Regions from separate parts of the Mus musculus genome. Here regions 2, 3 and 4 are each linked to region 1. The links are chromatin loops, found by intact Hi-C in ENCODE. Cell type or tissue: gastrocnemius. All regions are shown on one strand. Links, peaks and the distances in the headings refer to the core of each region. The heading gives the core; the rest is flanking DNA. Region 1 overlaps Senp1 (SUMO1/sentrin specific peptidase 1). Region 2 has its middle 6.3 kb from the start of Gm33909. Region 3 has its middle 8.0 kb from the start of Asb8. Region 4 holds the start of Zfp641 (zinc finger protein 641).

Region 1 (5,353 bases), core at 129-5,128:
CTACAGGTAACCAGAGAATCACGGATCATCAAAGCAAGAATCAAGTCGCCAGAGCCAACCCCCCAGGAGACGGAGCCATGTGTGTATAAATCACAGTTAGTCACTGCAATGAAATCACAACTAGAAATTCTCCCCAATCAACCCCGATTTCTTCTACCTCATCCTAACTCATTTTTCTAGGTAAGTGACAACTTTGTGACCTTAAGATTTATCTTCCATAAACTTTATATAGTGGACAAACAAAATCCCACAAGTTTACTGAGTACAAATCAAGGAATACCTTCAGTTGTACAAAGCACTGCTCCACTCAACATTATCCACCAAGCTGCTGGAAAATGGCTGGAATACAGCTCCCTTGTGTAGCATGCACAATGTCCTTTATTCAATCAATCCTTAGTGCCAAAGCAAGCAACCAAACCAAATTAAACCTCCTTAAAACAAGGTTTTATCTACATAGAAGTTCCCAAGTTCCCCTTGTATAGGATATAAGTTCCAAGGCTTCTGATATATGTCTGAAACTACAAGTTGTACTGATTATACACACAGATACACTTCAATAAAAGTGTAATTCATGAGTTAGAACAAGAGATTAATAGGGTTTTACTGCAATGAACAGACACCAAGACCAAGGTAAGTCTTATAAAGAACAACATTTAATTGGGCCTGGCTTACAGGCTCAGAGGTTCAGTTCATTATCAAGGTGGGAACTCGGCAGCATCCAGGCAGGTATGGTGCAAGAGGAGCTGAGAGTTCTACAACTTCATCTGAAGGCTGCTGGCAGAATACTGGCTTCCAAGCAGCTAGGATGGGGGTTCTTATAGCCCAGACCCACAGTGACACACCTACTCCAACAAGGCCATACCAACTCCAACAGGGCCACACCTTCTAATAGTTCCACTTCCTGGGCCAAGCATATACAAACCATCACATTCCACTCTCTGGCCCCCATAACCTTGATCAAACATATGAATCTATGGGGGCCAGAACTAAACATAGCATAATGCAAAATACATTTAGTCCAACTTCAAAAGCCCCCATAGTCTACAGCAGTCTCAACAATGTTAAAAGTCCAAAGTTCAGGGCCTCTTCTTAGATTCATCCACTCACTTCACTGTAATCCCCAAAGCAAGACAGGAAAACAGCTGGGCAAACTCCAAACTCTGCATCTCCATGTCTGGAGTCAAAGCAGGCTTCAGATCTCCAACTCCTTTTTCATCTTTGTTGACTGCAACAAACTTCTTTCTCCTGGGCTGGCTCCACTCCGTTAGCAGCTTTCCTCAGTAGATAGCCCCACAGCTCTGGCATCTCAAACATCTTGGGGTCTGTCTCCAAGGCAACTTCAATGTTACAGCTTCTTGTTCCAATGAACATGATCTTCTGAGCTCCTCCAAAGGGCTGGCATCACTTCTCCAGCTCTGCCCTCTCTAAGCTCAGGCTGAGCCACTCCACTGCTGCTGCTGTTCTTGGTGATCATCCCATGGTACTGGCATATCCAACACACTGGGGTCTTCCTCTGCAAATAGGCTTCACCAATAGCCTCTCATAGGCTCTTTTCATAGTGCTAAGTCTCAACTCTTTTCCATGACCCCTTCAGTCCTGGGCCATCAACTACAACTGAGGCTGCACCTACACCAATGGCATTCCCTGGCCTCCAACAGTGCCAAGCCTCAGCTGTTCTTAATGACCCCTTCATGCCCTCAAAACCAGTACCACCTGTGTGACTCTTACATCTTATCAAGCCCAGCTGCAACAGGAAGTGCAACCTTGGCTATCTCTGGAACACAATTTCTTTGTGCTTTCAGAAAACACTTCCCAGGCTTCACCTCAGTGATGCTGATCTCTTCTTAATCACCACTAATTTCTTAGCTCCAGCTAACCATCTAATTGTCTCAGTACTCCCTTCTATTCTGGACACTAAGCCAGAGCCACATGGCCGAAGCTGCTGGGTTCTGCTGCTTGCAGGAGCTGGAACATGCCCCCCCTTGTTCTATTACATTATCACTAGCTTTCTGTTTTCCAACTCCTTCATGGCCTAAGTTTGGCTGTCCTGGATCTTGCTTTGTAGAGTGACCCTGAACTCAGAGATCTGCATGTCCATCTCCTAGGATTAAAAAGTGTGTACCACCATGCCTGATTTTTTCACTTATTTTTTTAAACAAACGACTATTACGAAACTGCAGAAAGTGAAACTGCAGATACTGAATTTCCCCAGAAGAGGGTTGGGGAGTGGTTAAAACCCTAACTGCTTAGAACTACTTAATTAGCATAACCATATACATCCGCTTTTATGCACATAGTTTAAGGAGACTGAGCAGTTGATTATCAAATCCACAGCCATTCTGAATCTTCAAAGTATTCAAGAAAACTACGTGATGTCAACAGGCGTTCTTAATGGTCCCAATAATGAAGAGTATGTGAGAAGGTAGGCTGCTTGAGAGCGGAGTACCCAGGCTTGCCAGGAAGGATCCTGAAAAGGTTTAAGCCTTAGATTTAGGATCAAATACATCTCTAAGCTTCCACCTAGAATTTCTTCAGGCTATTTTTCCCCTTCTTCCTTAACGGGGTAGAATTTTTTTTTAAACTTCCTTTTTCTTATTTTTTTATTTTTATGAGTACACTTTAGCTGTTTTCAGACAAACCAGAAGAGGGCGCCAGATCCCATTACAGATGGCTGTGAGCCACCATGTGGTTTGCTGGGACTTGAACTCAGGACCTCTGGAAGAGCATTCAGTGCTCTTAACCACTGAGCCATCTTTCCAGCCCCCCTTTTTAATTTATTTATTTTACGTGTAGAAGTGTTTCCCCCAAATGTTTGTCTATGCACCATGTGCATATGCCCAGTGCTTGTGGAGGTTAAAAGAGGGCTTCAGATCCCCTGTGAGCCACTATGTGAGTGAAGGGAGTTGAACTTAAGTCTTCTGGAAGAGCAGCCACAGCTCTTAACCACTGAGCCATTCCTCCTGCATTAGGGTAGAATTCTTTAGGATTCAGATTAAGGCAGGGGGAAAAAAATCGAATCAACCAAAGTCACTTTCTAATTGTGACTAGTACATTCTGCATACCTTTTTAATAAGAAAAATACCAATTTAAAAGTCTAGTATCCAGGGCCGGGCAGTGGTGGTGCACGCCTTTAATCCCAGCACTTGGGAGGCAAAGGCAGGTGGATTTCTGAGTTCGAGGCCACCCTGGTCTACAGAGTGAGTTCCTGGACAGCCAGGGCTACACAGAGAAACCCTGTCTCGTAAAACCAAAATAAATAGATAGATAAATAAATAAATGTCTAGTACCCACAACATGAGAGATAGGAAAATTCCAAGTTTGAGGCCGCTTGGATTATACAGCAAGACATTCTCTCAGGAAGAAAAAAAATCTGGTCTCCAGTAGGATAATCCCAGTTAATTTCTTTTTCATTTTAGAGATGTAAAAGGAGAAAACAAGCTAGAAATTAAATAATTCAAAAAGTTAAACTGACTTGCATAAAATCACACAGATGGGGCAAAAGGAAGGACCCAAGAATCCCTCAGCAAGTGCACACTCTAGCTTCTATCTTCTGGCATATCCAGAAGACAGAAGATATTCATTCAAAGATTCACAAGGGCAATTGAAAAGTAGCCTTTCCAACTAGCTTTGAGCAATCTATCCTGGCTCATATATGTAAATGATCAAAGCTCCATATTCAGAACAAATACATCTTGCTTCTTTGTTGTGCTTCTAGTACCTTCTTTAGCAATGATGTTGGAAGAAGAGATTTAAGAAAACAACAAAATCAAAATTCTACATGAGTCCTTAATAAGGAGCCTTAGATGTCATCAAATTCAAGCACAGATGACAGGTTTTTTTATTTTAAGAAAATCTGTCTTGCTGGGTGGTGGTAGAGTCACACAGTAGGTGGATCTCTCGTGAGTTTGAGGTCAGCCTGATCTATAGAGCGAGTTTCAGGATAACCAAAGTTACATAGAGAAACCCTGTTTCAAAACACACACACACACACACACACACACACACTCTCACACACACACACACACACACACACACACACACACACATATAGATAGATAATTTTCATAATTCATCCCTAGTAGTCATCATTCATTTAATTTCCAGAATGTTACTAAGCAGCTGCTTACTAATGTGAATCAAGTTAGCAGCTGAACACCAAGTGAAAGGTAAATCTGAGGGAGACAGAAATTGCCTGCAATAGAATACAAAGTAGTAAATCATGTGTAAGTCTGTATACTTTGGAAGAGATCATTACAAAAATTAATTTTTAGCGCACTAATGAAGCTACTAGAAAAATATAGCCCTGTACAGTTACCTGTATCCAGAGCCAACATGTGCAAGTAAGCATGCGAATAACACAATGATACCCTGTGATACAGTCTACACTTCACCATCATCTGTCACCTGTGATACACTTTACACTTCGCCATCATCTGTTCAGGTCCGCACCATAGTATTTTTATGTGGACTCTCTCCCCCAGTTAAATTAGTACCTTAAGCACCTTACTATTCTAACCTTTAAATAGTACTTAACTTCTTACACACATACACTAAGTGTGGGGTTCTGGGATATAAACACAAGAAAGCTCTGGCCTTTGCCCTTTAGTAGTTTTCAGGCCAGGCGAGGAAGCCAGATCCAGTCACACAGACAGCAAAACTAGTATGACGGGTAGGAGAAAGAGAAGACAGTGGAAGAAGAAAATTACATCACCTTAGCCACAAGTGGCAGAACCTGTTTGTAAACTCATCCACTCCCTCTCCAGACCTAATTCATCAGATGAGTGATAGGCTACCCACGTTTGCCGTTTGGATAATTGACTGAAATCAGGGAATGAAGCTCTTTAAAGAGGGGGTGGGGTGGGGGGGGGGACAGGTAGTCTAACTGGAAGGTTCAGGTCACTATTACAGGTGTCACTGTAACCTCAAGGGCAGTAATCCACATTTCAGCAAGAGTCGTGAATACAAATCATCTTTATGAAGAATACTTAAACATGTTTTACTTCATCCAGAATGTCCTACTACATCGAAAACCCTACATCAAATGGTTGATTGCACATAAAAGGACTATACAAAATTTTGCAAGAATCACCATCACTCCAAATACAATTAAGTATGCCACGTGAAGTAAGTAATTTTAACAAGTGTGCCTTAAAAGTGATAAAGGAGCAAGTTATTGCCAACAAGATAACAGAAAAACTGTAGAGGTACTGATAAAACAGAAATCACCAAGCTCAAGACAAGAGGAAGCCAGCATATATCCAGAAAGATCACGTTAGGGTATACGAAGAAAAGGTTCAAGGGAATTCATTACCAAGAGGCGATGAGCCAGGTAAGGAGACGGCGGCAGTTAAGG
Region 2 (5,353 bases), core at 272-5,271, 84 kb after region 1:
AAGTAGAGACAAGCCATAAAGGCTGTGGACTAACCCTGTATTCATACATAATATGCCTGAGAAAGCTGTGAGGTGTGCAGTCCTTGGGTAATGAATGCTGGGCCCCCAGGGGAGCAGCTAGAGCATCCAGCTGAGGATGGGGACTTAGGCTTCTGCTACAGTTTCAACGTTCAGCATCCATTACCAAGGCGGTGATCAGTTACTGAGCTCCACCGCTTTTATCTCCCAGCAGTTTTATGAGGTAGAGAGCGCGTTGTTACTTTTTACATAACAGCTCAGAAACAGATTTAAGGCTTCAAGGTCACAGACTGGAATGTGGCAAAGCCAGGACCTAACGCTGAGACGGTTTGATTTAAAGAAGCCTTGGATAGAAACCATCTCTATTTTTTTTTTTTTTTTTAATTTGGCTCCTCAAAGAGCCTGAGAGTATCCTGAAAAAGAAATCAACCACATTTGGGCAGTGAAAAAGATTACAGTTCAGGCTTTGGTTCTAGACCTTTCTCAGCACTGGGTGCATGGAGCAGATGGCTGTTTGGATCTGCTATTGGAGAGGAAGTTTCCAGTGCTTGTTGGCATCCCCGTCAGTTTCTTCCATAGGTGAGCTCTCTTTTTTGTTCCCTATCGGTCAGATTCTCTGTCATTTGAGGCAACGCCCATTTAGACTCCATAGAAAGTTCTGGTTGAGGCCTTTAGCCATGGATTCCAGGTCTATCGCTCTGCACACTGTCTTCCAGGGGTTCTCAGCCCTTAAGTTACTCCCTGCAACCTGGCAAGTCCAGAGAGCAGCCTTCCCACAGAGAGCAATTGTTCTGCCCATCCCCTTCTTATCTGCACCCGGAACAGATTTTTGCACAGGTTACTCCTTCACCCCTGTTTCTTCCTTCTCTGCCCCTGGCTTCTGAGGTCTCTTCTCCAGCCTGCTGGTAAGGGAGTTTCAGCTGGAGTTCCTCACCCAGGGTTCATGGCAGGGCTCACTGCTGAATATTTCAGGAAGCAACACACATTGGAAATTACAAAAGCCTGCAAATATATATTCTCTCTAGAGATAAAGGGCCATTGTTTTTGCTTAGTCTTTAAGAGTAAGGATCAGGCTTTTGTAAAATGGGACTAGTCATTGAGTAAAGTGTAACGAGATGTTTCAACTCAAAAAGCACCAATGAAGAAAAGACCAATTGAGCCTGGCTCTTGCAGCATCCGTGCCTCCTGGAGCCTCCTGAGTATTTCCTGGCTGGAATTGGAACGGCCATCTCGATGGAATTATTCACCACTTCCTTGATGAATTTTAATTACATTAGCATCTATCAGGTGCTACAGCCCTTCTCCCCATTGCTTCCAAGTCTTTAACAGTAGAGGGTTGACAAAGATGCCCGAGAGTCTAAGTAAGCAATGTCTTAGTTCACCGGGGAATGCACAAGCATGTCGCTGTTCACCCCAGATAGGACACCAAAGGCAAACCGAGGAACCATCTCACCCAAGTCTAGGACGAAGAACTAGTGAGTTTATAGGTTTGCTTAATAGGGGGATTGGGATTGAAGGGAGTATTAGAGAAGCATGAGTAACTCCAAGGCATCACAAACAGCCCACCCCAGCATGGGTGGCTGCTCCCAAGAGCAGCATCGGTGGGACTCCCCGCCCACTGGCAGGCAGCTCTCTCTCATACACCTGTAAGGTAAGTGCTACTGTTTACCTCACCTTTCAGGGGTGGGTCTTGTGAAGTGGGTAACTTTGAGATCCTCCCTCCCTCCTTTCTGGAAGGCACATTTTAATGGAGAGAAAATAACTTAATATCAAACTCCATGGCTTCAAGTTAAACTTTTCAGTTTGGGGCCAACCCAACCACAACTGTTTCTGGAACCGCCGTCTCTAACCCACCTAACGTGCCTCTCTTAGAGATCTGCTCCCAGACTCAAAGACAAAGCACAGACAGTTTCATAGCAATAAGCTACAGCTTTAACCTGGTACAGCTAAACTCTGCTCTTGGAGAACGACCCCCTTCCCTGTGACATAAACTGGCCCTTCCACACAGCACGCAGATTTATGGACTCACAATGGCGTTGCAGATTATGCTTTCTGCTTGACGTCTATGAGTGGAAGCCTTCCTAGAACTAAGCTACGCCACTCCTCAAATATATGTCTATATATCTCGCAAGACGTAAAATGTCTTGCTTCGAGAGGCAGCTTTTCATAAACTTCTCCCCTTATTAAAATGCTTAATATAGAACTGTATTCAGGGCGCCTACTGTGGTCGGAATACTGAGACATAAAAGGGCTGTCCATCAATCTTTCATACTAGCTATCATCACCCCCTCCCCGCCTCTACATTGTCCTCAGAAGGTGAGTTCCCCCTGAAAAACAGCTTTTCTGCTTGGAAGCAATGTGTTTAGAGAAAGAATCCGGCTCTGTAAATAGTGCTGTAAGAGCGCCACCTTTTGAGGAATAGAGACATTACAAGAGGAACCTCAAAGTGAATTTATGTCTTTTTTTCTCTTCAGGACTGGCAAATGCCTACTAAAGGCTTGGCTTCCTGCCATGTGGTGGGTGGCGAGCTGAATAAGTAGAATGGATCTGAAGAATATATTTTAAAAAGGCAACTGCCATAAACTAACTTCGCTCCTCCCGCGGTTACCTACTCCGAAAATTAATCTTCCTAAACCAGAGTTCTGAATAGTTACTCTCCTTAATGATCTGCAACATCTTCCCATTGCTCCCTATATTAAATATAAAATATGGCGTGTGTGTGTGTGTGTGTGTGTGTGTGTGTGTGTGTGTGTGTGTGTGTGTAGGAGTCAAGCTCCCTGCCAAGAGCCGGGCATACCCTCCCCCACCCCCACCCCCTATATTTCTTTTCCTAGCTACTCTTTAAGGACCGTCTTACCTCATCAGAAGCTCAGATCATTCCAATCAATGCTGGAGAGGGTTCCCAAGTGAATTCTGCTCCTTCAGTCCTGGATGAGCCTCCATTCCTTTCCAGAAAAGTCAGGTACAAACCTCATCTCCAGAAGTGAGCCTTCTGTCCTAGTTACTGGCATTACCCGTCTCCCCTGGTCGTTTGCCCCTCATGCTGCCCGAAAGTGAAAAAAATCCCCAGAGATACTAGACAATTCTTTTTTTATTATTATTATGAATGTGTGCTTTTATTTCTAAGAGCAAGGTTCACCGTTTTCATCAAAATTTTTAATGGGTAAAGTCGAAAGGAGTAGTGAAGCGGGCAGTGGTGGTGCATGCCTGGTACTCGGGAGGCAGAGGCAGGCAGATTTATGAGTTTGAGCCCAGCCTGGTCTACAGAGTGAGTTCTAGGACAGCCAGGGCTACACAGAGAAATCCTGTCTCGAAAAACAACAACAACAAAACAAAAACAAAAAAAACCCAACAACAACAACAAAAAGGAATAGTGAACTCTGTGGCCAAAGTGTCCTGCTCTTCATTCCCCGGAGATGCCTCCGCTACCCGCTACTCTGTAAAGCTCCTGACTTTAGTATTCCACTTTAGACATGAAGAAATGTGACCTCATCCTTCCTCTAAGTGTCTACGGCGGCAACGGGGTGGGTGGTGGGTGGTGGTGGGGTATGACAATAACCTTTAGATTTATTTGTTTTATGTATGTGAGCACACTGTTGCTGTCTTCAGAAACACCAGAAGAGGACATCAGATCTCATTACAGATGCTTGTGAGCCACCATGTGGTTGCTGGGAATTGAACTCAGGACCTCTGGAAGTGCAGTCAGTGTTCTTAACCACTGAGCCATCTCTCCAGCACCCTCCCAGCCCCCCTTATTGCCTTTTTCTCCTCCTTGCCTGCGTGTGTTCAATCCTGAGCACACTGTCCATCTGTTTCCAGGCTTATGGGTACCTTGAGAGCTGCGACTGTGTATTCGTGCTATAGGGTCTGAGGTGTCTACGGGGACTTTATGGTACTGTAGGGTGAGTGGCACCTCATTTTAGGATCCCCAAGGAAAGGAAAGAATACTGCCACGAATGATCATTGGGTTCTTATCACTTGGGTCTTAAAGGTTCGTTCTTATTTAAATATCATTTATTTCTAAATTTCAAAAGGGACTTTAAACTATCACTACCACGTACACAACTATAACTAAAAGTCACTCCAGAATTACAATTACTTAGCCTTGAGCCTGGCACTTCTGAATCACTTTTGTCCCTGTCTGTATTTTTTCTATGCATTTCTATTAGATGCCATACTGAGTTTTAGCAAAGCAGTTTCTTAGGAAAGAAAATGTTGCCTGCGGGAGTTCCCTCCACGGCCCAACTCCTAATCTCTGATGCTGTACTTCCTTTGATCTTGCCAGAGACAGTTTAAGGTAGGTGTTTGAACAGCACTAGTATTTCTCCAAGGGTTGATGAACTGAGGGCTTCCAGTCATATCAGTCACTTTGAATGATAGCTAAGGTCAAGCTCGAGGAGTGTCCTTGTGTCCTGACTTCTGGGAGCTGGCAGGAATTATAAACTACCATTGGTTATATAGGACATTCTATTTGAAAGATGTTTAGATGTGTGAGAGAAAACAGTTTCCTGTATCAATGGAATTTACATTATTATCATCGTTTTTCTGAGGAAAGATCTCACTCCGTAGAGCAGTCTGACCTCGAACTCACAGCGATCCACCTGTCTTTGCCTCCAGAGTGCTGGGATTAAGTATGTGCCCATCACACCAAGCAAAATTTACTTTATTATAAAGGCATCTTGATAATAGCCCCAAAAAAGTGTTCAGCTGAATAATAAAAGGAAAAGGAGCAATTGAGAAGCAGAGGTGAGGGCTGGAGAGATGGCTCAGTGGTTAAGAGCACCGACTGCTCTTCCAGAGGTCCTGAGTTCAATTCCCAGCAACCACATGGTGGCTTATAACCATCTGTAACAGGGTCTGACGCCCTCTTTTGGTGTGTCTGAAACCGCAGTGGTGAATACATTAAATATATAAATAAATCTTGAAAAAGAATTTAAGAGAAACAGAGGTGAGGATGGAACTGAAACATTGTCACCTCTAAGAGTCTTTAGTTTTTTTTCTGAAAGAAACTTTGTTGATGTTTGTGCAGCTATTTATATGTAAGTTAGATGTCCAATGGGTCTTACCAGTTACAATTTGACTTTGAGTCATTTCTTTTTGCTGCTCCCAGACACCCCTTCTCCAGGTTGGTCCTTGGCATATGGGGAAAGTTGCTGTGCATGCAGGCAGGAGAAGGTACAATAGAAATGAAGTACTGTAAAGACTCAGAGTAGGGAGAACATTGGAAGAAAAGCAGCAGCTGGCATAGCATCCCACTCTGGGAAAAGGAAGTAGAGTGCTCTTGGCCAAAGCACCAGCAAACCTTCCCTAAATGAGCTACATAGGTGTCTGCACA
Region 3 (5,353 bases), core at 138-5,137, 64 kb after region 1:
GTGTGTGTGTGTGTGTGTGTGGTGTGTGTGTGTGAGACAGGCCACTTCCCCAGGTGGAAGACTAGAGACAACTAAGCAGAGGGCTGTTTTGGGTTTGCTGAACAAGGAGACAGTAACTGAGCAACTGAAGCTGAGGGCAGATTTAGGATGCTAAGAGTATTAGGAGAGGCACACTAGATTTGGGAGATTAGAAGTGCCCAGCAATTAAGGCAATAAGGCAGGTTGAAAATAAGCTTGTGTGTGTGTGTGTGTGTGTGTGTGTGTGTGTGTGTGTGTGTCTTTATCAGTGGATCAGAGGGAACAAGGGTGAGGCTGGTAGCAAGGTCCGCCCGGAGCTTAAAGCGGGGTAGTAGGAACTACACACAACAGGTGACTGCCTGCAAGACATGCTGGTACAACACACAAACGTTGTAGAAATGATCAATGCATATCTGATTGGATTTAAGGGCCACTTCATAAGATGGAATCTATGCCCTATACCATCCCATGGCCAAGAGCCTGAGACGAGACAGACACACTACAGTCCCAGAGAAAAACCAAACGTATAGTTCTGCTAAAGGAATGTTTCGGCGTACACATATCAGTGCCTCGGCCATCAACAGAGAAGCCTCCTCCTACGGGAGATTGGAACAAAAGTAGAGATTCACAACTGGACAATACACAGAGCGAGGGACCTTGGAACCCTCAGTCAGTCCTAAATGGGATGTTCTCCACTAAATCCCTCCCCCTCAGAGCTCAGAAAACTGCAGAAAAGAAGGTAGAAAGATGAAAGAGCCAAGAGGTATGGAAGACACCAGGGATCTGAGGACGTCTAGATACAGGATGATCGGTGCAACTAAGAACTCAGTGACTGTGGCAGCATGAACTGAGCCTGCGCAGGGCTGTGAAAGTTAGGTGGGGCTCCAGTGTTGGGAGGAAAGTAGACACCAGCCCCCATCCCTAACCTAGAAGCTATCTCAGGACATGATACCCACTTGGAATGATAAAATTAGACTTCTCTAATAGAGTCTCATTGGGTACAAATAACACTAAGGGCAAGACCCATGCTCAGCCGCAGATGGCCAAAATGAACGCAACGTACCTTGGGAGGGTTTTGTCAGAGTGCTTTGTCTAGGCTTTTGTTTGTTAACTGTACACATCTTTTACATATATATTATGGTTTCCAGTTTTGTTTTTATGGGTTTTCAGTGTGTCTGAATATGTGTGTTTGTGTGTGTGTGTGTCTCTGCATCTGCATGTCTTCAGACACACCAGAAGAGGGCGTCAGATCCCATTACAGATGGTTGTGAGCCACCATGTGGTTGTTGGGAATTGAACTCAGGATCTCTGGAAGAGCAGTCAGTGCTCTTAACTGTTGAGCCATCTTCTCCAGTCCCTGTATGAATTTCTTATGCCTTTTCTTTGGATCTTTTTTTTTTCCTGTTTGTTTTGTCCTATTCAGGTTTGTTTGTTTTTAATCATATTTATTTATTGTGATTATCCGTTATTATATATTTCAGTTTGTTTTCTGAGGGAGAGTTGGGTGGATAGATAGGATCTGGGTGGAGTTGGGAGAGGGTAAACTGTAATTAAAATATATTATATGAAAAAAAATCTATTCTCAAGGAAAAAAATTAAACATGTACTTACAATATGGTCACATGGAAAAACAAAAGCAGGCTGAGCCAGACATCAGGTACACAAGCAGCACCCTCCTCGGCCTCTGTGTCAGCTCCAGGTTCTGTCAGGTTTGAGTTTCTGCCTTGGCTTTCCTCTCTGGACCACGTAAGTCAAACAAACCTTCCCCAGGCTGCTGTGGACCACAACGTCCATCACAGTGATAGTAGCACAGCTAAGACGGTAGGTATACGTCGGATGTAAGGTAATCGGAACTACGGAAAAGTGGCCTTTCAAAGACAGGGATGAGAGACTGTCTTCTCTGAGCTGAGAAAGAAAGAGGCCCAGAGATCAAATCAGGGAAAAACTGAAAAGGGGATTTGGGAACTAGAATAAAGAGGAAGTTGGAAGGAGCTGGGACTCAAGCTTAGACTGAGTTACCCCACTGGTGCAGAGCATTATTAGTGTGCAGCTGGAGTGGCTCCCAGGACGCCTCAGGATTAAACAAGGGCGTCTTTCAGAAATCGCCTGAGGCAAACACCCTCTCAACTTTCAAACGCTTCATCTTTTTGCTTTCCTTTTCATTTTCTCCAGGGCTCAGGAAAAGTCATGAATTATTTGTTTGTTTTTTAAATGAAAATTGCCTTTATTTTTTCCTATAGAGTCCCAATATTTTCCACTACCAGAAATAATTTTAAAACACTTAGATCTTCATAGAGAAAGAATGCTTGAGGGATATTGAAGAAGAATTACAGTAAAAACTCAGTTACCATTAATGATAATATTGAAATAACATATATGTGCTACATTTTTCCAAGAACATAAGCCTCGCAGTTTAATTATTTGGCAAACACCAAAGCGAATGAACTCTTGCAGGAATGTTTTTTTTTTTTTCCTTGTCTATGGAAGGGAAATGAGATTTGAGATGCCCATTTTCTGATATGGTTGACTGGCTTACACCAGTGGTTCCTAACCTTCTCAGTGCTTTAACACAGTTCCCCATGCGATGACCCACCACTGTACAATTATTTCACTGCTACAGTCCTAATCTGTGTTCCCTGATGGTCTTGGGCCACCCCTGTGGAGTCAAGACCCACAGTTTGAGAAGATCTGGTTGAGACTAATGTGCGGTGTCTTAGTAAAGAGGAGACCAGATTGCCTGAAGGAGTTCTAGGAGCCTGAAAAGTAAATTCGGTGGGGCCTTTGCCACTTCTGATAGGAACAAGTCTCCCCCTAGAGGGCAAAGAGAGTGTTTGCTCTTTCAGACTTCTTCCCCAAAGTTCAGTAATTAGTACAGTCCTTGACTCCTTGATATATATATATATGTATATGTATATGTATATGTATATGTATATGTATATGTATATGTATATGTATATGTATATGTATATATATTCATTCATTTATCCTTCTGTCCTTTCAACATGTACTTATTAAATGCTATTACTACGTCTGCTGATAATGATGACACTGCCAAGGACAAGATGAACATACCCTTGACTCTAGGAAAATTACAGTTCCATGTTAGAAATAAGTATTACAAAACCATTTGAATACCTGCAGAGTCACAACTGAATGGAACTGAACTCCACTGCACTGAACTCAACTCAGCTGAACTCCACTGCAATGCCTGAACTGAACTGAGGGGCACTCACTGGACCACCCTCCCCTCCTGACTCACTCTCGGCTGCTCCTGAGTGGCCTCCCTTTCCTGCCTGTTCTCAGGAGAGCTGGGTGATACCTGTCTCTGACTCAGTCTGTCAAATCTTTCTCTGATGCGCCCCTTTATCTGCCACTCAATTAGATATCACTTTCAAACATGGCTGCTTCCTTCTACAAACGAATCCCTCTTCATTGCGGGGGGGGGGGGGGTGGTGGTGGATTAAAGATGAGTACTACAGGTGTGTCTGGACCCAGACAGAGGGATTAAAGGTGCGGATTCCAGCAGGATCACATAGGTCTTTGGATATGATCCCTTTCAAGAGTAGCCATGTTGCTGGATTAAACTATCAAGAGACAGTTCCCTGAATACAGATCTGGAAGATGGGTGGGAAAAGCAGATTCAAGGCGAGGAGAAGGTTCAAGAGGTAAAGCTGAAGCAGAGAGTCCAGAAGGGACAGCAGATGACCAAAATGGATGCCAAGAACAATAGGGAGACTCCAGTCCAGGGGGAGGCTTGGCGGACAGGTTAGAGTTTCTGAACTGTGTCTCCAAAGAATGGGAGTCCACTGCTAGGTTTTAGGCAAGTGAGTCACCACGCCAGCATTAAAAAAAAAGATTTATGTATTTTATGTATATGAGTACACTGTAGCTGTCTTCAGACACACCAGAAGGGGGCATCTGATTCCATTATAGATAGTTGTGAGCCACTGTGTGGTTGCTGGGAATTGAACTCAGGACCTCTGGAAGAGCAGTCAGTGATCTTAACCGCTGAGCCATCTCTCCAGCCCCCACACCAGCATTTTTAAAGGGTCACCCTGGCTTCCTGAAGAAGAATCGTTTACATGTGCGGCAGGGCAAGGATCGAAGACGTGACAACAGTAGCCTAAGTAATCTAGGCAATCATGGTGGAGCTGGAGGCGGCTGCCACGGAGATGTGAGAGAATTTGCTATATTTTAATGTCACAATTAGTAGGGGTTGGTAGTGATCATAAGCAACATGCCCCCTTCTCTTCCCAGGCCCTTGTGTGCTCATGCATAAATGAAGGAGCCACTTACAAAGCTAGGGTAAGCAGAAGACAAGTTGAGACTATCCTGGTGGGTTGAAACAGGTCTATTTCATGGTGGACTCATCAACCTCTTACTGAAGCTCCTACTGTGCGCCGAGGGCAATGCACTAGACATTGATGAATAACAAGTGAAGGCAGTCTAGGATTCTTATCCTTGAGATACCAGCCTACTGGAGGCTGTCATGCCATTGATGTGTTATTTAATGAAATGAACAGCTGGGGACGGTCTTGGCACCACCCCGGAGCTCAGCGAAGACTTTTCAGGAGGGATAATAAGTAAGCAAAGTTTTGAAAAATTACAAGAGCCCATTAAGAAAAGTGGGAGGTTTTTCTTCTCCCCCAGACAAACAAATCAAAATAATTTTAGAGCTAAATAGATTTCTGTCATCGTGTGTGTGTGTGTGTGTGTGTGTGTGTGTGTGTGTGTGTGTGTGTGTGTGTGTGTTTGAAACAAGGTACTTCTGGCTATCCTGGAACTCAGTATATGGACCAGGCTGGCCTCAAAGTCAGAGACCTGCCTGCCTCTGCTTCCCAAATGCTGGCACTAAAGGCATATGCCGCCATATTTTGCTGGGTTCTCTCGTTTTAATGAAGCAATTAAAACACTGTACAGTGAGAAATGCTGGGCTGACTCCATGACAGGCTTCAAATGGCAGTTCAGGAGACTAGGCCTAAGAACTGGGCAAGTCCAGGCAAGTCAGTTACTAGAAAAAAACCCCAGGCTTCAGGAAACTAGTCAGAAACTGCCCTGCCACCAGAAGTTGCCCCACCCTCTGGCCTGAAGCAAGGGCAGTGGGTCAGCAACTGTTTCCTGCCGCCATGCTGCAGTCATGGTTCTGGAATGTCCCTAGAGATGGAGCAAGATAAAGAAAGGTCACCTACCCTGGAATTCCCCTAACGTGCTTTAAATTGGGTCTGTGAGCTCACTTGGCTGTCTCCATCTTGGAATGGGAGACCCCTGCATGATGGACTTCTGCAGAATAAAACACTCTTTGCTTTTTCATACTGTTTGTGTCTGCAGTATATCA
Region 4 (5,353 bases), core at 296-5,295, 210 kb after region 1:
TCCCAGTACTTCCTGGGTCTCCCACATTCAACACCATTAATGACGTGCTTGCCTGTTGGAGGAATGACTGTGTGAGAAAAAGGAGCCTCTGCACATAGTTTGGAAGATGCAGGGCCTCTGGACAGCAGGGCCCAGGGTAAACAGACTGAACCTGGTATTTGGTACATACTTCAGTTGGTGGAAGTTAGAAATTAACTATTGTTGTTTGAGACAGGGCCATGCTCTGTAGCCCAGGCTGGCCTGAAACTCATGGCAATCCTCCAAGAAATGTGATTACAAGTTTGAGCCACCATACCTAGCCAGGTTAGGAATTTTTAATGCCTCTTTTGGAGCAGAGACTAGAAGACTTCTAGTGCTTCCAATCCCCACCCCACTATGTGCTCTCACCCTTCTCCTGAAGGGACAGTGGCTCGTCTTCAAGACCACAGTGAAGGTGCTCCAGCGGCCTTGGTGCTGTTCTCCACGAGCCCTCTTCCCGGGTCCCTCTTTCTGACTGGAGTTCTGCCGCATCCAGCTGTGTATTCATTGGCTCCCATCCCGTGCCCAGGCCTACAGCCTGTTCCGAAAGCATGTCTGCAGCAAGCACACACTGTGACCTGGAACAAGTCAGGAAGTGATGCACTCTTCTATCATGGATGAGGATGATATGCCCAAGGAAGCTTCAGAGAACAGCTCTTAAGGCTAAGGACAGGAAATGGTCCAAGGAGCCCCATGGAAGATGAGCTTACCAAACATGGTGTGAGCCAAGCTTTCCAGGAGGAGCTCAGGAACTGACAGGCGCCACACAGTCAAGTCCCTGTTATTTCGAAGGCCTCACACTATCAACAGACCTTCACCCAGGACTGCAAGAAACTTCACTTTAAAACACAATTAGTCCAATCCTGAAGATCCAGAGGGTTTCCACTGTATCAAAATCACTCAAGGCGCAGCAAAGTCGTTGAGAACACAAGAAGGAATCCACTCAACAAAGATGGATGCTGTTATACCTGAAGATTCTATGCCTCACATTACATTTTCACCAACTGATGTAGAAGTCCCACCCGGGGCAGGGGGTGACCTGTGAGTACCTGCTGTCTCTCTCGAGCTGAACCAGATAGCCCTCCCTTAAGTCTCAGTGAAGGGACCCATGATCTGTCACACTTATGTAGGAAATGAGAACTGATAAAAACCCAGCAGAAAGACCCGTAAAGTAGACAGCTATAAAAGCAAGCTGTAAGCACTCAACGCAGCCTTGACAGGGGGCTGGAACTGCAGGTCAGTGCAGAGCCAAAGTTTAAAGGAGATCATGGAAAGATCAGCATGTGGAGAGACCCTGGGAAGCTGGAAGGTGGCGTCACTCATACAGTGTGACAGGGAATAAGCATCCCTGTGGGCTGAAGTGTGTGACAGGCACCGGTCACAGTGCCTTACAAAGAATATATCCAACTTCAAGAACGGTATGGGGAAGCCAGTGTTTGTTCACAGGAAGAGATTCGAATCAAGAAAAGGGCAGGAAACCCAGCCTCTGGAAAAGCTAAACCAACAGACATAGTTTGGGCTTGATAAGCAACAGAGGGTCGGCCAGTCAGGCCACCTGTAAATATGTCTATGTATCAAACAGAATAAATGGTTTTGATCACAGGAAAGACTTAGGCTAGTATTTGTTCGTTTCTGTTTGTTTTCTAGAGTCCACAACAATCCTAGAGCAAGACAGGTCCCATTTGATAATGACTGTGGAACAACTTACTGCGTGGCAATCCATGTCTGTCATTTTTATTCCCTTTCTATGTAGACGGAGCGACCAATAATCTCCCTAGAACAAGTCAGAATTTCAGGGGCAGGCTGGAGAGATGGCACAATGGTTAAGAGCACTGACTGCTCTTCCAGAGGTCCTGAGTTCAATTCCCAGCAACCACATGGTGGCTCAACCGTCTGTAATGGAGTCCGATGCCCTCTTCTGGTGTGCCTGAAGACAGTGACAGGGTACTCATATACAGAATCCCAGGGCTATTTTAGCTCACAGGATCATCCAGTAACATCTGCAGGAACCCAGGAGGCTGGGAAAGGCTACAGCAGACCCCAGGCCAGTTACAATGTACAGAAAGAACAAATTCCTCTTCCATCATTGAAGCTCAAAGATGGCTTTGGGGCCTCAGGGATACACCCTGGCCTGATTCTGCAGAGCGCACTGGGCCAGCTGGATGACAGAAAACCTGTGGAAATGTTAGGGGGAACCGGGAGCAAAGGATGGCATGGATCACTGTCACCTGCCTGCATTTCCTAGGGTGCTCCTGGCAGGGCCAGCACCTGGGCTCCCACCTTAACCTGTCTTCTATCTTTCCTTGTCCCTAGTTCAGGATGATCCCAAGTCTGCTGGAGCCTGGGTTCTTGGGCTTTCATTTCTTTTGCCTGGTTATGTATCTGGGAGGCAGGGCACCTGCTGAAGTTTTTTTTTTTTTTTTTTTCTCAGCGAGTTCTTTTGGACAGAGACAGGGCCTTAGTATCAAAGAGTGGCCCAAGGGCACAGGGACGAAGAGTGGCTCAGTGGCCCTGCCATCGCGGGTGTGGCACCTTGGGCCCCGAGCCCACAGCAGAATAAGGTTTCTTCTGAGTCAGACTCAGCACCCCCGGGAGGGTCAGATTTCAGAAGACTCGGGAACTGGCTAAGTGGGACTAGAAAACAGGTTCCCGCGAGCAGGGGCTATACCAAGTGACAGAAAGGTGCTGCGGGGACGCCCACGCAAGTGACAGCGGCGGGACCAGGCATGCGACACCGACGCCACTGTTCCCACGGCCAGGCTGGTGCCCTCCTCCACGCCCGCCCGCACCCCAGCCTCACTCACCCCGGCTCGGCCCCTTGGCGTTACCTCCCGCCCGGCGCGGCCGAGCCCGCGGCCCGCACAGCAAGCGACAAGCGACAGGGCCGGCGCGGGGCGGGCACAGGAAATCCCGCCGCTTCCGGGGCTCCGTGGTGCGGGCGGGGGCGGGCACGGGTGGAGAGGACCGCTGGACCCACACTCCTGTCGCCACAGCCCACGGGCTTTGCTGCTCCCGGGGCCCCGCCCACCGCCTGCGACCTCCCACGGCGCCTGGCGGTAGGGTGGGGGCGGGGGTGGGAGTTCAAGAGGGTTGGAACCCTCCCCTAGGACTAACCCTCCAGACAGACAGACTGCCAAACCCGACTGGACAGTGGACTTCTAATGATGCCTTCCTTCACGTTGGCTCCAACAAGATGGTGCTGTGTGAAGTGGGCAGTGATGCTTGCTGCATTGCCTTCAGACCTGAAGAGACATGGGCTACAAGTGTGCACTGCACATTTAGACGACTTGATATTTAAAAACGTAATATCGAAGCTACATTAGGTTAAGTGTGTTAGTTTTACATATTACAAATGTGACTTGCGACAGATTGATTTCTGTTGGCTGGAAAAGACCAGAAAGACCTACAAAACAGATAATGGTAGAAAGAACCTAGCTTGTAAACGTTAACGTTTGTTTTATCACAGTCATTCTGCAAAATCGTACAGCCTATCAGTGGAGACATGTGCCAAAGGCTGTCTGCCATAAACTATGTGATACGTATTTCTTTTAAAAATCTACTCCGAACTAGGATAGAAGCAAAGAGAAGAGATTGCGTTTAGCAGGGATGTCAGAGACTCACAGAAATAAGCAAAGGAGCGGGAACGATGGGATAAGAAAGATATATATATATATGAAAGGAGACCTGCAGTTGGCAACAGGTATAGAGGGCGTTCTTAGGAGCAGCTCGTGGGATGTGTGAGCATGGTTGGACCAGAATGTCTATCCTCAGCCCCAGCACCAGGCTTGGAAATTCTTGCTTAAGCAGGAGACATGGGGTTATCAGTGTAATCCAACAACATATCAGTGTCGTGACTCTAGTATAGACTTTTTCATACCATTCACGGCATGTTGTGGGTGAATGGTGTGAAAGCCAGTGGGAGCAGGATCTCTGCTCTTGGTTTTTATGAAAGGGCCAGGCATCTTTTACCTAGTGTCTCCACTGTCTCAAGTGGCCTTAGAATAGTCTTGTTCATGAGTAAGAGGGAAGAGAGCTGTGGCTGACCTGTCAGCAGCATTAGGGATCAATTCTGAAAATACTTTATTTATTTATTTATTTATTTATTTATTTATTTATTTATAGCGACAATAAAAGTGACTTTTATTAGAAAACAATTACTGTTAACTTCTCTAATGTGGATAAGTGCTCTCCAAAATTTTTCTCCTGAGTAATCTTTAGAGTTTGTTATACGCATGCAAAGTAAATATTTTTCTTGGCTTTTCTTTCTTTCTTTCTTTCTTTTTATTTTTAAAATTCATCTTACATCCTGATCATGGCCCCCCTCACCTCTCCTCTCTTCCCAGTCCCACCCTTACAATCTCTCCAATGCCCCCTCCTCTTCTCAAAGAAGGACACCCCTTGGGTACCACCCTACCCTGAGACATCTACCTAGTCCCAGGAGGACTTTCTCTCCCACTGAGGCCCAACCAGGCAGTCCAAGTAGAGGGGAAGGGAATCCAATGGCAGGGAACAGAAACCAAGACAGCCCCCACACCACTTGCCTGGGGACTCATATGAAGACCAAGCTGCACATTTGTTACAAATGTGTAGGGGATTTAGGTCCAGCTCCTGCATGTTCTCTGGTTGGTGGCCCAGGCTCTGTGGTCCCCCCATTGTTCCAGGCTAGATGACTCAGTGGATTTTCTTGTGGTGCCCTTGACCTCTCCAAGTTGCTCACTTCTATCCCCCACTCTTCCACAAAATTCCCCGGGCTTTGCCTGATGTTTGGCTGTGGGTCTCTGCACCTGTCTCTATCTGTTGCTGGAGGAAGCCTCTCAGGAGACAGTTAGGCGAGAGTCCAGTCTGCAAGTGTAGCAGAGTATCGTTAAAAGTGTCAGGGGTTGGCGCTCTCACATGGGTTGTGTTTCAAGTTGAGACAGTCATTGGCTGACTGATCCCTCAGTCTCTACTCCATCTTTATCCCTGCACATTTTGTAGGCAGGATAAATTTTGGGTCGAAGGTTTTGTGGGTGGATTGATGTCCCCCTCCTCCTCTGGAAGTCCTGCTGGCTACAGGAGGTGGCCACTTCAATTTCCATATCCCCCTCTAGTAGAAATCTCAGCTAGGGTCACTTCCATATACTTCCATAATTCTACAGGTATTTATCAGCTGTAGGAGTTCTCTGGTAGAGTTTGGGGGGTCACTTATGTATACTATCATATCATCTGTGAATACTGATACTTTGACTTCTTTGTTTCCAATTTGTATCCCCGTGATCTCCTTTAGTTGTCTTATTGCTCTAGCTAGGACTTCAAAGACTACATTGAAGAGGTAGGGAGACAGTGGACAGCCTTG

The links. Hi-C counts contacts between places; a loop is a spot of excess contacts. Peaks named below come from ENCODE experiments on the same cell type or tissue, not always from the same donor. Only the 100,000 strongest peaks of a DNase experiment are listed, where the experiment ranks them.
Region 2: it touches region 1 in a loop (2.7-fold over the local background); 14 of 42 quality-filtered maps call a loop at or near these places.
Region 3: it touches region 1 in a loop (9-fold over the local background); 30 of 42 quality-filtered maps call a loop at or near these places.
Region 4: it touches region 1 in a loop (3-fold over the local background); 3 of 42 quality-filtered maps call a loop at or near these places.

Annotation. Positions count from the first base shown.
Region 1 is chr15:98,087,337-98,092,689 of GRCm38, forward strand. All of the region lies in intron 1 of Senp1 (SUMO1/sentrin specific peptidase 1), which reads right to left. It also overlaps a transcript of Pfkm not described here. Among named protein-coding and RNA genes, the nearest start is that of Senp1, 3.6 kb to the right of the region's middle. In gastrocnemius, for the core only: a CTCF peak has its summit at 2,632 (motif pointing right); a DNase peak (open chromatin) is centred at 2,671; H3K4me3 peaks cover 428 bases; H3K27ac peaks cover 664 bases.
Region 2 is chr15:98,171,556-98,176,908 of GRCm38, forward strand. No RefSeq gene overlaps it. Among named protein-coding and RNA genes, the nearest start is that of Gm33909, 6.3 kb to the right of the region's middle. In gastrocnemius, for the core only: a CTCF peak has its summit at 2,437; a DNase peak (open chromatin) is centred at 2,509.
Region 3 is chr15:98,151,067-98,156,419 of GRCm38, forward strand. It overlaps a transcript of Asb8 not described here. Among named protein-coding and RNA genes, the nearest start is that of Asb8, 8.0 kb to the left of the region's middle. In gastrocnemius, for the core only: a CTCF peak has its summit at 2,832; no DNase peak of the experiment used is centred there; H3K27ac peaks cover 1,249 bases.
Region 4 is chr15:98,293,233-98,298,585 of GRCm38, forward strand. Zfp641 (zinc finger protein 641) reads right to left here and starts at 2,929. Exons shown (of 6, transcript NM_173769.4): 1 at 2,823-2,929; 2 at 388-596. The coding sequence starts at 571. In gastrocnemius, for the core only: no CTCF peak of the experiment used is centred there; a DNase peak (open chromatin) is centred at 2,921; H3K4me3 peaks cover 1,756 bases; H3K27ac peaks cover 1,697 bases.